Regions from separate parts of the Homo sapiens genome. Here region 2 is linked to region 1. Evidence: read pairs that join two places in POLR2A ChIA-PET (ENCODE). Cell type or tissue: IMR-90. All regions are shown on one strand. Region 1 has its middle 51 kb from the start of PPARG. Region 2 overlaps RPL32 (ribosomal protein L32).

Evidence for each region. ChIA-PET counts read pairs that join two places held together with the same protein. Peaks named below come from ENCODE experiments on the same cell type or tissue, not always from the same donor. Only the 100,000 strongest peaks of a DNase experiment are listed, where the experiment ranks them.
Region 2: POLR2A ChIA-PET joins it to region 1 with 7 read pairs; 1 of 35 experiments calls an interaction of 5 or more read pairs at or near these places.

Annotation. Positions count from the first base shown.
Region 1 is chr3:12,236,511-12,240,510 of GRCh38, forward strand. No RefSeq gene overlaps it. Among named protein-coding and RNA genes, the nearest start is that of PPARG, 51 kb to the right of the region's middle. In IMR-90, no CTCF peak of the experiment used is centred here; a DNase peak (open chromatin) is centred at 1,941.
Region 2 is chr3:12,835,267-12,839,266 of GRCh38, forward strand. RPL32 (ribosomal protein L32) reads right to left here. Exons shown (of 4, transcript NM_000994.4): 4 at 1-957. The coding sequence ends at 828. Among named protein-coding and RNA genes, the nearest start is that of SNORA7A, 3.2 kb to the right of the region's middle. In IMR-90, no CTCF peak of the experiment used is centred here; no DNase peak of the experiment used is centred here; H3K27ac peaks cover 376 bases.

The DNA.
Region 1 (4,000 bases):
AAGCCATTAAGTCTGCATGGTGCTGTGGTAAGCAATGCATAAAGAGAACTACATAGAGATAATTCCCATTTTGATGGGTAGAAAAGGGAAGCTAAGACAGGCACACCACGAAGATTATAGATTTGTTCCAGTGGGTAAGGAATAATGAAGATTAAGAAACATATGGGGGATTTGTTTGTTTTCACAGTTAAATTTGTTAAAAAGCAGAATAACCATACAACTATAGAAATAGAGGGGCTTTAAGGATCACCCAGTCCAACCCTCTAATTTTATAGATTAGCAAACTGATCCTAGAGCTGCAAAGTGAGTTGCCTAAAGTTATAGAAAATTAAAAGAAACACTCGGCTCGGCGCAGTGGCTCACACCTGTAATCCCAGCACTTTGGGAGGCCGAGGCAGGCGGATCACGAGGTCAGGAGATTGAGATCATCCTGGCTAACATGGTGAAACCCTGTCTCTACTAAAAATACAAAAAATTAGCCAGGCGTGGTGGCAGGCACCTGTAGTCCCAGCTACTCAGGAGGCTGAGGCAGGAGAATCGCTTGAACCAGGGAGGCAGAAGTTGCAGTGAGCAGAGATCGCACCACTGCGCTCCAGCCTGGCGACAGAGCAAGACTCTGTCAAAAACAAAAAAACAAAAAAACAAAAAAAAAAACAGGATTACAAACTAGGTTTCCTAAATCCAAATTAAATATTATTTCCATTGCATGATTTTGCCTTCATGTTTTCTAAAACACATCAGTAAGTTGTGTATAGATGCTGTGTCAGCAGAGATTCAAATTTTCTCAGGTTAGAAATGGCAGGATTCATTTAAGAGGAGGAAAGGAAAAGATGAGAGGCAAGGGAAGAGCACATCTGAAGGAAAGACACGGTAAAGAGGCAAGTGGAGAAGAGGAAGGAGCTGCAAGTTGACACTTAGTCCCTCTTACCAAAGAGGAATAGTGAGATGTCTGGACAGCAGCGGGGAACACCGCACTGGGAAACAGGATGCCTGGGTTCCGCCTCTCATTGGCTCTGGACAATGGATCAGTTACTTAACACCTCTGTATCTTAATGCCTTAGTGGATGAAATACAGAGTTGAACTGAATTCACTCTGTGGTGTCTTTTCCTGCTTTCTCATGTTATGATTCTGTTATTTGATGGGCACCAAAACATTGGGTAGTGCTGGAAAGAGAATCCTGTGTTGTTACGGAAGAACGTGTAAGCTTCCCCCAGGGCCACGTGTGAAAATACAGTTAGTAGCCGTGCGCCAGGAGAAATTATCTCTTTCACTAAAGATCATAGCAACACAAAAAATTCGGAAGTTTTCCTGTTTATTTCAGTCTTAGTTTCTTCTTTACCATATAGGATGGTTTGGGTTTGGTATTTATTCACTTATGTATTAGAACTATGAGAGCCAGGTTTTTTGTTGTTGGTTTCTAGGTCCATAAATATGTATGTAAACATATATATTAATAACTTTAGGCATTATTGATAAGAGGAGTGTTTCTTTTTTTTCACTCGTTTGGTTAAATTCTTCCTCCTTGCCTAAGTTCCAAATTTGGGGTGGTGTAAAGAAAATGTGAGACACACACACACACAATGGAATACTATTCAGCTATGAAAAAGAATGAAATCATGTCTTTTGCAACAACAGGGATGGAACCGGAGACCACTATCTTAAGTGAAACAACTCAGAAACAGAAAGTCAAAACTGCATGTTTGGGGTGAGGGATGAGAAATTACCTAAAAGGTACAATGTACACTATTAGGGTGATGGTTACACTTCACCACTAGGCGATACATCCATGTAACAAAACTGCACTTGTACCCCTTAAATTTATACACTTTTTTTTTAAATGGGGGTAATGGATGAGTTTAGGGGAATGTTCCTCTAGTATGGAGTGGGTGAGGAAGCTGCGCTTTTCGGCTCACTCTGTGATCTCTCCAGGGGAATGCTGTGGTTATAAAGTGTACGCATTCTTGTACTGGATACTCATTCTTGCATTGTCCTCAGTTTTTAAAAAAATGACAACTAGATCACACTGGTTGGCTGCTTTCTATTATGCTAAAAATGCAGCTAACAGGTATCTACTAGAGACAAAGCTGACTATTAAAATAAATTTAACAATTCCTGATCCCAGTTTGGAAACCTAAGGGTACAAAGCTTTTTTTTTTCCCATAATGTGCTAAATAAAACTTTCAAACTTATGCATATAATTATGAAGGCAAAGAGTCAGAATTATAACCCATCTCAGCAAAAGGCAAGCCCGCTTAAGGCATATTTAAACAAAGCCCATTTGCTGAGGCCTGAGATAAGTGCAGTGTGCATCTAGCCATACCATCCCAAATATTTGGCCCCAACGTGCCAGGTTCTACCAACTGTCGGTGTGTTTTGGGTTATGCCGTTTGGATGTTTTGTCTGCATGGCACTGTGTATCTAGATGTTTGAAAACATCCAGATGATAGACTTTAAAATTTTTGTTTTGATGGGATATTTAACATTATAATCAAGAAGCATTTCCAATCAATACATGGGCATCATCAGCTTTCAAAAAAGCTTAGGCTTTATTTTATTTTAGATTAACATGAGAGAGTAAAAACGTTTATAACTATTATATTTTAACTCAATTTTGCATATTGACTTTACATTTGCAAGAATTACAGTCTGAAACAACATAACCAAAAAGCAATTAAACCGTCCCTAAAGTATTTAGAACATTCTCACTCGTTGTCTGCTTGTCTTTTTTTTTTTTTTTTTTTTTGACATTAAAATTTGATCTTTGCCTTATTGGAACTATGAAGAAATCTAAATCTGAATAGCCCTTTTTATAATACACAGCCATTGTTTGTACTTGCAAAACTGGATTAAGAAATCACTGGTATTCTTACACGTTTTTTAATTGCCAAAGAAAATTCAGCATATTTCTGCTTAGCCTTGAAATTTCCACCAACCAGACGGAGAGATTGTGCACCACCCACACCCTTCTCCTTGGCTTTCCCAAGTCCCCAGGGAAATCTCAGCTGGAAGCCCGAATGACATGTCCACACTCCTCTGTGCCTTGCTGTGTTACAGCTGTCCTGCAGGTGAAACGATTCCCCTGCTGAACCCACGAGGAGGTTGAGCACTTCATTTGTTCAAATCAAACAAACATCTTCCCTATGCTTCCCCCATTTCCATCCTGTCCTGTATTGAAAACTACAGGCAACAACCTCTCTTGGGGAGAACACTTTTCCGTGTGCTTCTCCTCCTTAGTTTTAGACATCACACTGCACTGGGGTCATAACAATATTCTTTTTTTTTTTTTTTTTTTTTTTTTTTTGAGACGGAGTCTCACTCTGTCGCCCAGGCTGGAGTGCAGTGGTGCGAGGTCGGCTCACAGCAAGCTCCGCCTTCCTGGTTCACGCCATTCTCCTGCCTCAGCCTCCCAAGTAGCTGGGACTACAGGCGCCCACCACCACACCTGGCATTTTTTTTTGTATTTTTAGTAGAGACGGGGTTTCACCGTGTTAGCCAGGATGGTCTCGATCTCCTGACCTCATGATCCGCCTGCCTCGGCCTCCCAAAGTGCTGGGATTACAGGCGTGAGCCACTGTGCCTGGCCAACAATATTCTTAAGCAGAAGCACATTGCAACACATGTAATGAGTACAGCCTCCTTTAGTTCTGCAAATGCCTGTTATTCAAGCCCCAATCCCTGCCTTTCCCTCTCCCTCTCAAAACCAGCACACACACACACACACACACACGCACCACACACCACACTCACAGTTTTTAAAAACTGGCATAAGAAACTAAATTCCCCCAAACCACCATCCCTGCATTCTGCTTCTCAGATACATCTTAATGATTTTCACCTCTTTCTTCTACTGTGTCTTCTGTTTCTTCTGATATTTCTTTCCATACTTCTAAATGCTATGCTTATATTGCCTTTTTTTTTTTTTTTTTTGAGATGGAGTGTCACACTGTTGCCCAGGCTGTAGTACAGTGGCATGGTCTCTGCTCACTGCAACCTCCGCCT
Region 2 (4,000 bases), 600 kb after region 1:
CTACCCAGGTTTGGAGGTGTGCATCTGTAGTCCCAGCTACTTGGAAGGCTGAGGTGGGAAGATCACCTGAGCCTGGGGAGGTCAAGGCTGTAGTCAGTGTGCCACTGCACTCCCAGCCTGGGTGAGAGCAAGACCCCGTCTCCAAAAAAAATCAGGACCACGTGTCACTAAATTCTGAGTACCAGTCAAGAGGCTCAATTGTCACCAGTTAGGTCCCCGCCTTGGCAAACTGCTGTAACATTATACCTGAAGCAGCAGCTGGTGGGAGGGTTATAGGAGACTGAAAGTGCTTTTCCAGTTAACCGTGGTGGATTACCTGGAAGAGCAATTTGTACATCATCCTGTTCTTTTTGGACAGAAGTTACAGGATGCAATTTAGGCATCCCGTAAGAATCTGTGTAAGAAATTCATCTGGATATTTCCATGCATATTTTCTCAATTCTCACAAGCATCACATGGAATAACTTGTCACCTAACTTTACAAAAGCAAGGCTAAGAATGACTACTTGTGGCTTGGGAGCCACAAGCTTCTTCAAGTGTCTCAGAACCTACCTGGTGTGAGGGCCAAGTCTGTACCCCTCATACCCAGCCTCAACTGGAGATGACTAAGGCTAGTCTGTGCACTTGAGGCCACATTCCCCTGTTCAAGGACTGAGTGTCCTTTACAAATCCCCTCCAAATGGGAGATTCCAAAGGGGCTTAAGCAAAAGAACAATCTCTGTGGCAAACTAAGTTGGCCAAGAAGCTGAAGACTTAAAATCAAGGAAGGAAGATGCCAGATGGCAGTTTTTACATTTATTTAAACAGAAAACGTGCACATGAGCTGCCTACTCATTTTCTTCACTGCGCAGCCTGGCATTGGGGTTGGTGACTCTGATGGCCAGTTGGGCAGCTCTTTCCACGATGGCTTTGCGGTTCTTGGAGGAAACATTGTGAGCGATCTCGGCACAGTAAGATCTGCAAGAGAATCAAGTAGGTAAGGAGCAAGACAGCCCTCAACACACTTGGAAAATTCCATTGGAGAGGCAATGAGTCCCAGCACCAAGCTAAGAGAGGGCTGCTTGGTAAGTGGCTGTGGAATGACACCTACATGCCCCCAAATCCTGACTATGGTTCCCTGGTGGTGACAAGAATGCTTTCATTAAAAAGTACCCTCATTGTCCCCTCTCATCCTTATAGCAGCCTTGTAATCCAGGCATTACCTCCATTTTACAGATAAAGAAACCAAGGCCCACAGCAAGCAATGGACAGGGATCCGGGGCGAACCCAGGCCCACACTCCAGGTTCAAAGGTTCTCCCCCAGTCACAGGGTGCTTGACCTTGCCCATGAAGGTTCAGAACTCTTTGCAAAATGGTCAAGAGCAGAACCCAAGAGTCTGAATGGAGCCAAGAGCACCTGGTTTGACTGCTGAGGATACAAAGCAAGTTGAGAAGCAACAATGCTTAAAGTCACCCAGTCATAGCCATGCCTATTACCTGAGGACTTCAGATCCAGTTCTAACTCATTCCTCACAACTTTTTAAGAGGCAGCTACACTGTGCCCCATTTGATAACCAATAGGCCTAACAAGCACACTTCAGTAAGGAGGTGATTTATGAAGCCACCCACAGTGGTTAAGAACAGACATTCCACCCCTAAAGCATTTTCAGCAAAGAGAGAAGCAGCAGGACTGTGAGGAGTGATTGAGGCAGTGGACACACAGCTCTTTTCAAGAACCCTGCCTTAACAGCAAGACAGCAAATCCAGACAATTCTTGTTTTATATGAGTCCACTCAAATTCAAAGCAATTGTATTTTTAAATGTTTCTACGTTTTAAAGACTTAGGTTATATTACACTTCTCATCTGTCTTTACTTTTCAAAAAACCCTCCTGTCCTTGTCCATCTATATATTTGATAATCACAATCAGAGTGTACCCACCATTTTAAATGTGTCCCCCCTGGCTTGGGCATTTTCCACACTACAACACTCGAATCATTTTGAGTGGACCCACAACATTTTATCCAGCACTCTACAATTCTCTCATTATATTTTCAGTTGTTTCCAGTGGGTTATTGCTGCAATGACTAGCTTTAGTTTGCCTGCTTTTCCATTCCTTAAGGACAAATGCCCAGAAATGGAACTTAGAGATCAAACGTCAAAGAGTATTTCTATGGATCTTAAAGACTGCCAAGCTGCGCTTACAGAGCATATGCCAACCAGCCAACATGTGCACTGCAACTGAGTAATCATGTTGGCCATACAACAGGTATTGCCTGTTACAGTTCAACTCATACAGCCAACTGTGGTTTCAGTATCCACCATTAATTCCTTCGCCCATCTTTTCTAACAGAAATTTTCAGCATTTCAACGCCTGGTTAAATTTCCAATCTTGGAAGGTAACCACGTTAGAATACTGGTCTTGTTCATTTTTATTACTTGTATCTACAACCACTGTAGGTGAAAGTTATCTTTGTAAACGTAAACACAAACATCCTAGTTAGTCACACACACTCCATGTTCTTTCTAGTTTACTTAGGAAAATTCAGCTTTTTGGCTTTCATTTACCAGTAAGTGAAGAAAATAAACTGTCACTTCCCATGAGAATTTTTCATTCCACTGCCCTAGTTTTAATCTAAGCAGGTCACTGAGTCTTTTATACACAAAGCTCACCAAGTGTCTAACTTACTCAAAACACCTAGAACTAGCTGGGTGTGGTGGAGTGTGCCTGTGGTCCTAGCTACCAGGAAGGCTGAGATAGGAAGACAGCTTGAGCCCACCTTGAGTTTGGGGCTGCGGTGTGCCATGATCACAGCTGTGAACAGCCACTGCACTGTAGCCAGGGCAACACAGAGCCTGTCTATCTCTAAAATCAAACCAGGCCAGGCATAGTAGCTCATGCCTGTAATCCCAGCATTTTGGGAGGCTAAGGCAGGCAGACCGCTTAAGGTCATGAGTTCAAAACCAGCCTGGCCAACATGGTGAAACCTCATCTGTACTAAAAATACAAAAATTAGCCAGGAATGGTGGTGCACGCCTGTAATCCCAGCTCTTGGGAGGGTGAGGCAGAAGAAACGCCTGAAACTGGGCGGTGGAGGTTGCAGTGAGCCGAAGTCATGCCACTGCACTCCAGCCCCGGCAAGAGAGCAAGACTTCATCTTAAAAAACAAAAACCAATAAAACCCACCTGGAACCAATGCCCTGCAAACCCTCCATGTGCTTTCACCTCTACACCTTTGTGTAAGCACTCTCTGCCTGCCAAGTTTCCTCCTGTTCTCCATCTAATGCAAACTTTCCAGAGCCCTCCTGCCCCTGAAGATACCCCTTACCACAGCACAGACTTAAGAGCCCCTTAAGGTCTGAGGTCCATGTTTGACCTTCTCCCGCTTGTAAGCCAAAAATAAAATTCAAAGGCCCCCAGCAACCATCTGAATGCACTCCCTCCTTGAATAGGGCACTCTTGGTTTCCACAACCTCTTACTGTAGCCAAGACATTCCTTTCTAGTGATAACCAATTCTCGACGAGAAACAGAAAATCTATCCAAAACCTCGAAGTGCCGCCTTTCTGGACCAAACCAATGTATGCCTTATGTGTATTTGATTGATGTCTCATGTCTCCCTAAAATATGTAAAACCAAGCTGCTCCCCGCCCACCTTGGACACATATTCTTAGGGTCTCCCAAGGGCTGTGTCACGGGCCATGGTCAACTCATATTTGGCTCAGAATAAATCTCTTCGAATATTTCAGAGTTCAACTCTTTTGCTTGACACCTTCATAAAGAAAGCAACATTTTGGAAACAACAGCCAAAGGATATTGTAGTAGTGGAAAGTGGCTATTATTGCAGTGTTCACAAAGCAGTCTTTTCCTGGTCTTGGGTCTCTACACTTAGAAGACCAAGTCACCTCCTTCAGCAAAGGAAACACCTTGAATTCCCCAACAAGCATTCTCTAAAATCCTGCAAGGAACAACTTCTGATTCCCTCAGAGAATGTACAACACCCCCCGCCAAAATGCATCCCAA